Regions from separate parts of the Homo sapiens genome. Here region 2 is linked to region 1. The links are chromatin loops, found by intact Hi-C in ENCODE. Cell type or tissue: PC-3. All regions are shown on one strand.

The links. Peaks named below come from ENCODE experiments on the same cell type or tissue, not always from the same donor. Only the 100,000 strongest peaks of a DNase experiment are listed, where the experiment ranks them.
Region 2: a loop joins it to region 1, with 5 times the contacts of the local background. A loop is called at or near these places in 2 of 110 quality-filtered maps.

The regions. Positions count from the first base shown.
Region 1 is chr5:51,959,100-51,964,099 of GRCh38, forward strand. It overlaps LOC105378959 (a long non-coding RNA gene), which reads right to left. Exons shown (of 3, transcript XR_948315.2): 2 at 3,902-3,976. Among named protein-coding and RNA genes, the nearest start is that of LINC02118, 46 kb to the right of the region's middle. In PC-3, a CTCF peak has its summit at 1,948 (motif pointing left); no DNase peak of the experiment used is centred here.
Region 2 is chr5:51,858,817-51,863,816 of GRCh38, forward strand. No RefSeq gene overlaps it. Among named protein-coding and RNA genes, the nearest start is that of LINC02118, 150 kb to the right of the region's middle. In PC-3, no CTCF peak of the experiment used is centred here; a DNase peak (open chromatin) is centred at 2,015; H3K27ac peaks cover 1,802 bases.

The DNA of each region.
Region 1 (5,000 bases):
TCTATATAACTTCTATTAATGGAATTTCAAAGATAACACCTACTGATCCAGGACTTCAACACAAAGGAAGAGTTAACACATCATGGCATTACAAAACTGTAGTGCTCTGCATGGTATTTCAGAATAAGGCATGTGTTTGTGTGTGTGTGTGTGTGTGTGTGTTTCATTTTATAGACTTGAAATCCATATTTTTCTCTGAAGTGCAAAGTTAATACAGTTAATTCAACAGAGAAGAAGTAACTCAATGGAACCTCAGGGAGAATAAGTGATTGGTATAAAACTGTAAGACCTTCCTCCCACCTATATATTTCAATAAAACAAAATGGCTAATTTTTTAAAATCATAAATTTATCCTAAAAGTAAAATATTTCTGAATGGCTAATTTTCTACAGTCTTATGGAATTTCAGAGGAATTCTTATGAAAAATAGGCACACATAATTTATAATAAAGTTACATTTTACCATTGGAAACAAACCACGTTTTTTTAGTGGATCCATCCTAAGTTTTTCACTTGACAAAACAAGAAAAAAAAAAAGATGCGGTCTGTATAGATATGCATATTTCTTATGCCAATTAACTAAGACTTTTTAACGAATTAATGTGAAATATGCCTTTGTATATTGACTCCAAGATACAAGTGTTATTTACATTAGAAAATCTTGCCATAATTTCAGAAAATCCCATAAAACTCAGGAAAATCACATATGTAATGTTCCACAAACCACAAAGGAAACAGAAGGGATGTCCTAAATAATCAGAGCAGAATGTTGTGGTTTTCAAAAAAATAGTTATTTCAGATTGAAGTTGTATTTGTTTTTTCTTGTCATTTGACATTTGTAATTAATGGATGTACATGTGATTTACTAACTTAATATTTAATACATGAGTATGATCTTGTGTTCTGTTAATTTCCACACATTTTACTTTTACAGATAATCATATGCCTCAAATGTTGCTTTTATGACCAAGAGCATTGAGTTTTCCCATTATTTAATCAATATACAATTTTTCTAATAGTAAATATATTTTTTGAAAAAATGCAATTGTATTTACCATATGGAAATTGTTAAAATAATGAAATCCATTATATTTTCAAAGCTGCACATAGAAACTTTACCAAGAAGTTGCAAGCAGCAGTTATTAGAATTACGTATTTAATATTAACTATTTCTTTATGCCATCTCTTGGACTTCTGAAGAATTTTACTGGTCAGGCAGTAGATTTTGAAATTTGCATGCAACTCTTATTGTATAGATATCCTGCTATTATAAAAGTATTCTACTATATACAAAAGCTAATGTTTTAAAGTTTAAGACTGATCTCCAAATACAAATTATGTTAATTTGCAAAGAACTATCAGCATACAAAATCTGAGATGAAACACTGGTTATTTTTTGAAGGAAATACAGATAATCGTTTGAAAGTTGAATCTTATTAGTCTTTATAGTTTTTCTCTTTCTGACAGAGATGCATAAGCATGCCAATTGTTTACAACTATGTAAAATGTATTAGTATATTGCTGGGGCTTGGCTTATAAATGTAGTGTGGAGAGAATATTACAATTGAATTTCAAGCGCCTAAGAAGGATTTATGATAGAGGTTTTTGGCAGAACTTTTCTAAATTACAGTAATGACTCACTTGGAGTATCTTATTAATGGTACAGACAACAAGAAACAGAAGTGGAAATGTTTAAGTCTGAGTGTCCAAATGACCCCACATCTGCTTTTTGCTTTGTGTTTTATTTTGTTTCGTTTGACTTTGTCTTCTTGATTAGATGGTAATTGATAATATCAAAGCAAGACAACTTTAAAAACTTAGATCACTTAATTGGCCTGCATCTGTGATCTCAGTGAAAATCTTAGCAAGAATGTCACCTTTGAACAGACAACTGAGTACAGGATATTAATCAGACATACAAACTATCTCTTGGTGTCATCTAGTGGTTGTGTTTCATCACTGCATAAAAGAAATGCCTTATTGGTTTTCTGAGTAAAGATTGTTTTATTACATTTGTTTCTGAGTGACTTGAGTAAAAGAAGCTGCCATTTTTAACAGACAAGAGAAGGTTAGTAGCAATCAAGCCTTTCTGGGCTCTTCACCCTGGCCCTTTACAGCGCTTCTTATAAGGTCAAGACACATCGATGGAAAGCTCAGTTATCGTACACTGGTGTGAAGGTGCTGTCTGCTGCCCTATTTAGGCTGCATGACTGAGTGACTGGGTGTTCTTAAGGGACATCCACAGCCAATACACAAGGTATTTTCTCTCAGCTGGCTGAGCAGCACTAAGGGGATTCTGACAGACTGAGCTGACATGCTAACAATCTGATTGCAGACGGCAATGGTAGGAGCCTCCAAGGGAGAGAGAAGAGTCCCCTGACCCTCCTGTCATCTACTCTTTCAATCTCTAGCCTAGGATAGGAACACTGCACAACTATCACAGGAAAAGGTGACATAGTGAAAATAACTTATCCACAAATGTGCTGAAATGTCATCTCTAATGTTATAGTTCCTTTAAGACGAACTATAATTTCTAATATAACTTTTCAGTTTTGAAAGGAAAGGGCACCAAGGCTGGGTTGACAGAAATAAATTATCCAGATAATTAAGGCTAACTACTCCACTTTCTCCTACTCGCCGGCCCACGTGCAGACAATAATGGGCTCAATTATTTATAATTCCGATTTTTTTTCCCTTTCAAAAAGGGATTTTCTATAAAACCGGTATTTGAAACTCTCAAAATTATTATCATTAGGAAACAGATTATTAACAAAATACAATCAGGAAATGTATGAATTTTCAGTGATCATAGTTTGTGTTATGTCCAATGTAACAAAGACAAGTCATAATTAAAAACATGGTAAAAATGAACTTGATGTTTTATTCTAATTTTTTCATAATTACTTGATATTTTTAGTCAAAATCTGTGGGTTTAAAATATGATCTTCATAGATTTATCAATCTTAAGCAAGATATTCCTCTACATACTTACAGAAACTCATTTTATATTACAAAGTGAACAGTTCTTTTGTTATTGAATTTGCATGATGATGATGATTATTTTTTTAGACAGTCTCACTGTGTTGTCCGGGCTGGAGTGCAGTGGTGTGATTTCAGTTCACTGCAAACTCAACTACCCAGGTTCTGGTGATTGTCCCACCTCAGCCTCCCTAGTAGCTGGGACTACAGGTGTGCACCACCATGCCTGGCTAATTTTTATATCTTTTGTAGAGATGGGATTTCATCATGTTGTCCAGGTTGGTTTCAAACTCCTAGGCTCAAGCCAGCCACCCACTTTGGCCTCCCAAAGTGCCAAAATTGCAGACATGAGCCACTATGCCTGGCCTGAATTTGCATTAGTTTTAATGTTTACTTTCTTTTATCTATAGGTCTTTAATTTCCAGATGTCTTATACACAAGCATAAATTGAGAAAAAGAATTGAATGAAACAAGAATAGGTGTACATTTCCTAAAATTTCTCTTTGCTTTTGTTACAAAAGAATTTGCTATTGCTATTGTTCTTGAAATGAGAACACATGTAGTACACAAGTACATATATAGATGTCTATAAGATATATGTGTATATGCATATACACATATATAAATACATATACATATATAGATATATATGCACAACTATATATGTGTATATATATTATTCAACAGAAATACTATCAATTTACACACATATTAATTCAAAATATATATGATCAATTAGTCCTCTGTAAATCCCCTCAAAACATATTACCTTTCTTCTAAAATCAATCACCATATTAGATCATTTAATTTCATATTTTGTGTGAGAAAGAACCAAGTTTGGTGTAACGTGGCTCTAATTCTGATTGTTAGCTGTACATTATTTCATCTTATACAGCAATTAATTGAGAATAATGAATACTTACATGGTGGCATATGTATTTGTAGCATTCATAAACCTCTTGTCAGATTTGATTCAACTTACAGGAAGTATCTGAAATCTGAATCGCAAAGCCTGATATAATTTTCAGTTCATTAATACATTTTTAAAGACTATTTCCTGATACTACAGCTAAAATCAGAGAAACGATTGTTGAGGAATGAAACAGTTGATGTAAATATTTCACATAAAGAAAATGGAGCTCTGTCTTAATGATCTCCCCCTAATTTCATTTTAACCTCAGTGAACAAAATATGTACCATCTAATAAGGAATTAGGCAAATACCTACCAGCACTAGCAAATAGGAAATTTAGGCCTTCTCAGTGTTAACAGAACTACATACAGACAAGAGCAAGCAACCTTAAGTCGCAGTTGAAATAGTTGGTTAAGCAATCCATATGGAAATTGAGAATGAGAATCAACAGAGTATCCATTTACCATAATTCATTACTCTTAAGAGATATTCTTTAATATTTAAATTAGCTGTCTTAAGTGGCCTTATTGAATAGATTATTTTGTTAATTTATGTAGTGATACTTTTGATACTCAAGTCTACTGGAATTCCATTTCATTTTCCTACAGTATTAGGAAAATAATGGACAAAGTGATGGATTAAAAACACCTTCTCTTTAGTTTTTTTTCCTATTCATGTTACATATTGCAGTAATCTGTGAGTTTAATTATATATTTGTCCAAATGCTGAAAAATAGTATTCTTCACTCAGTAGGGCAACCTGATGACCCATACTCCTTAGTAAGTGAATGCAGCAACCATACTGTATTGTAACATTGCATAATTGGCACCTTCACCTCCTATACCTCTATGTATTTTCACTTAATCTAAGAGTGCCTATACATTGGAATAATTGCCTCAATTTTACAGGTTACAAAAACAAACTTACTTGACTCTCAAGCCATATATTAAGTTGTGAAACTGTGATTTAATATGAAGTCTGAGCTTCGCATATAATATAATTTGTAAAGCATAGGAATTCCTCTTTCAAAATAATAGAATAACCACAGATTTGTTAGAATCTATTCTCTAAAGATAGCTTTCATTTAAAAGAGATAGATCTGCCAGTTAC
Region 2 (5,000 bases), 100 kb before region 1:
AACAACACAAGTCCAATTCTGTGCTTACAGAAAATATCTACATATTTCACATAAAAATACAAAAGGTACTTTTAAAAAGTTAATGGTAGTGCAAACAACTGACAATTGTGTTAAAAAATAAAAATAAATGTAATCACTGGTATCAGAATTTTGATTATGTTCTCTATTGAATGAATGTTATTAACATTCTATCATATTTTCCACCTACAAAGACCACAAAGCATTAATGTGCTACAAAGCAGTCAGCTCGTTGCAATTTAAAATTTCAGTTTTTTTAAAAAAAATTTCAAAACGTTGGCATTCTCATTTTTTTCTTAAAGTAAAGCATCATTAAAGTTTTCTCATTTTAAAAAGATAGTTATTTTCTTTATTAATAATAATCATTTAACTGTAATATGCTTTTAAATATGTTTGGACACAATTTGGCAATTTTTGTAAAAAGAAAGTCTTTCTGGTGAGTAATAAATATATGTGGGAATTTAGTATGTTTTACAAACTTTTCCAGAAATAACAGTGTATATTTAACAATGTTAAAATACCTGTGTATGTTTAAAATGTGTAAACAACTTTACAAATACATACATATGCATGCTATAAATATAGGCAATGTTAATTATCTTGCCATTTTTGTCAAATTAGAGACGATGTGTAATGTGATTAAAAAGGAAGATATGTACAAAAAGAAAAACACCGAAATGTTAAGCATCATTATTGTGGGTCTTTGTGATTATGGGTAATATTTTTTGTCATTTTTTCTTCTTTGTATTTCAATATTAATGTTTCTTACATTTTGGAGGCAAATTTTCTTGGAGAGACATTGGAAGGCACAGCAGATCAGGATGTTAAATTAGCGTTTAAAGGTGGTGGAGAACTTGACAATGAATGAATGAGGGAAAGGTGATCTTTCTGGGGCAACTGGGCCTCGTTTTGCCATGAACTGCAGCATTTACATTGCACCACAATGATGAAACAAAGACAGAATCAAGGGACGCTTAAAAGAAGAAAGTGAGGTGGCGAATGGCCTCCCATGAGAAAAGCTTTGAGGTTTTACTTGAATGAGCATACATAGCAGGGTTGAATTTAAGGCCCTATGAATATACTGGGGGAAAAAGTGCTTAAGACCATTGCACTTTCACATTGGGAGGTGATAATTTGAGGATTTTGTTGCTGTGGTTGTTGTGTTTTTTTTCCTCCTGTTTTAATTTGTTTTCCTCCTAATGTGGTAAAAAGCTTATGAATGAATACATTATACTTGTACCTATGCATATTCTTAATGGGGCTTAAACATGGTGAGGAGAGAATGGCAAGGTAAAACACAATTTTTCATTTCTTATGTTATTTAAACAATTGTGTGTTTGATACCAATTTGACAAGATCATAGTTGTGAAATACAGGCCAAGTTTTCTTATTTCAACAATTCTGTGTACATTTACTATAAATTAAAAATTAGAAGATAATAATAATTTTAATGACTTGTGTTTCTATACCATGTTATTTTGCTTTCAGTGAAAAAAATCTAACTTTACAAATTTAATATTAATAAGTTATTTATAAAACGAACTTTTGGTGCTTTTGAGAACACCCTTTCCTTCCATCTTTTGTTTTAGAGGAATAATTCAGAAATTCAATACAAAAAGCCTTTTTAAAATATGCATACATTATGTATATTTAAAATGTCAGCCATTTGTAAACTACTTCAACATAAAATGATCACGACAAGACTGAAGGTAAATTGTTGGTATAGAGTGAAGGCTATTTTGAGTTCTGCAAATATGTACCGTGTGTCTGAGCTCAACTTTTGATCTAGCTTCTCTACACAAGTTGTATTTAACATCTTTGATCTCTGAGTTAGTGATCTAATCTGCTGTATAACTTAGCTTTTATTGATCTGTTCTCATGCTAAGCAAATCAAGTCTCACTTTTATGGGGTAGATTGAAAAAGATAGTAAAACTGCCTCTGAGACAGCAGTTTAAATCTGTGCAATAACAGTGAAAGCAAGAGATAAGACATTTATTACACTGCCAAACTTCACATGAACTCAAAGTGTCATTAAATAGGTATGTGTCATTTGCCACAGATATTTATTTTACTAGAGATCATGGTTACCACCCATTTGGAAGCAATGTAGTATATTTTCTACTGTCATAGAATATATTGCTTGTCCAGGTACCCATATTTATACAGGCTTTTGTTGCATACCATAGCATTCTTTTTGAATGAATTATTTATTCTGATTGAACAATGCCTGCATGTACTTTTTTTTCCTTTCAGTGTTGTGTCAAGAACAACAGAGAAGAGGTTTATGTTGGGTTGCCTTTGTAATATTGATTTTTAAAAGCCATGTTCAAGAGAATAAAAGACTAATAATATGCATTGACTACTTTTATTTACCCCCTATGATATTATTCCTTCTGTTCCAATTGATATTTTATCACAAAGATGGAAGGAAGTGATGTAAAAATTGAGACTCAACTAACCAATATTGACAGATTATCACTTGCCCTGTAAAAGACACTTTTTCTATTGGAGCTGGAACTAAAAATTCAAAAGATGCAGACGAAGAAATGATGGTAGTTCAAAGATACAATGGACTTTAAAAATAGCAACAGACATATTTGAATGGCATTTTATGACTTTATTAATGCACTCTAAAAATTATAATTCTACATTAACAAATTATAAAAACATGATTATAAAACAGTAGCTATTATTGCATGGTGTATAATAAAAAGAAAATATTTACAAATGAGGAAATGCAACCAACAACAAAAACTATGCGAGTTAGAACTTTATTCATTAGCAACTGAAGGAAGGTAATAAAAGTAATCATGAGGTTTCACTCATCCAAGCCACCTAAAAAGGGAGGAAAAAACAGAGAGGATACAGTGTAATTTTATTGTGATTGTAAAATTCAGAAAAAAACTACCATTAGAAATTTAACAGTTGAATTTCTGTTAATTTCCTATGAAATTTAAAAATTAAAACAATTAAATATTAAATATTTATTTTAATTTTCAGTTTACATTTACTTCTTTAAACATACAGATTCTTAGAAGCTCTATATTATTCTATCATATGGACACTAGAATTTACTTTATCATTAACCTTATGTTGGACACAATGATTATTTCCAGTTAAATACTGCTACAATAAACTTTGTCATGTCAAAATCTTTATTTAACTACATTTCAAGTTTTTACCTTGGCATAGATTTTTAGAAATGAAATTACTGAACTAAAGAGTATACATTTTGATGTATATTCCCAAATTTTTTCCAAGAAAAGTTATATCAGTTGTTAATATCTTCAGCCTTTTGTGAATGCCCATTTTGCCCTACCTTTCCCTGTGTCATACATTATCATTTAAGCTTTCCTAATTTGAAAAACAAAGGGAAGTGTTTTATTTTCAAGTTAACATTTCTTTCACTAATATTAAGCTCAATATTTTTATATTTTCATAATTTCATTAGATTATTTTTTCTCCTTTATGTGAATTACTTTAGTTATCTACTGGAATCTCATATGTAGTTATAAATTTCTTGTTACTCTTATTTTAAGAATTTTAATTTTATTCTGTTTCAAATATTTTTCATTTTAATTTATTATTAATTTTAGTTATCTTTTTGTTTGACAATTAGAAGTTTAAATATCAATATATTTATGACAATATATTTTCCTTTAACACTTTAAAGCTAAGTGAGTATTTTTTCATCCAAAACCCAATTGATATGGTGCCATATTTTTCTAGTTTTTATGCTCTATTTTTTTCCCCAATTACACTATATGATGTCATTTCAGTTACTTTTTTGTATTATATGAGGTATGGAATCAATCTTCTTTGGATATTCAAAGAGCTAACCAATTTCCTAGAGCTAATTTTAAATAAAAATATTACAGCTAGCTTTGTTCTAACATAGCGATGTCCATAGTTTGCACATCATATGTATACACTTTTTCATTTCCTATTATTTCAAAACCATCACTTTTAATGTCTATAAGGTGTTCGTTATAGCTATAAAGGATATAACACAATTTAATAGACTCATATGTCTGGCCATTTACATTGCTTTCAGTTTTCCGACATTATAAAAATTGTTGAAATTAACAAATTTCTACTTGTACTTTTTTCTCAGTTTGTATCAGATTTATATTCTAGCTTTCCAGAGGTGGTATAATAAAAATAAAGTATACAAACTTTTCTTAGGATTTGAAAGATATTCACAAAACGTCCCTGTAAAATGTTATGTTAAATATATATTGAAAATGCCATCAACAGTGTAACAAAATATCAATTTCACTGTATTTTCTCTGTTTTTTTCCTCCCTTTTCAGGTTGATTGGATAGGTAAAACCTCATGATTATTTTTATTGCCTTCCTTCATTTACTAATGATGGTTATAATTTTTTGCTTAGTTTATGTTGTTGGTTGCATTTCTTCCTTTGTAAAATATATATGGCATTCATTTACTCACCTATGATTCAGTAGTTTTATTTTAGGTCTTTTATGTATTTATGTTATGTATTTTATTTAGTTATTTATATAATCAAGCTATTAACTGTTACATTATAATAATTATTCATATTTTCTACAATGTCTTCCTTTTTATTTTACATAGATGCGTTTGTTTTTGCATTTACAAATATGTTCCCCATTCTTTTAAACAAGCTATGTTATATCTGCCAAAAAATGTGATAAGTATGGAATTCCATTTTTCATTTGTGTTTCCTCAATCAGGTATTTATTTTAATTTTTTACTATCAGTAAAAATAAAAATGAGTTTTTAAACAAACTCTTGAATTGGCTAAAATTCTACAGCTTTCAAATTTCTTTGATATAAAAATAATCTTGTATTTAATCTTTGTTATTAATGTGATGGCAAGCAAAGAACCCAAATTCAGAATAAAATCAATAGTTTTAGTTCTAATGTAGTTTGTAATCAACTCAGTGTTGCTTAAAATTTTTAACAATTAATTTTAGCTCATATACTTAGAAGGTCTAAA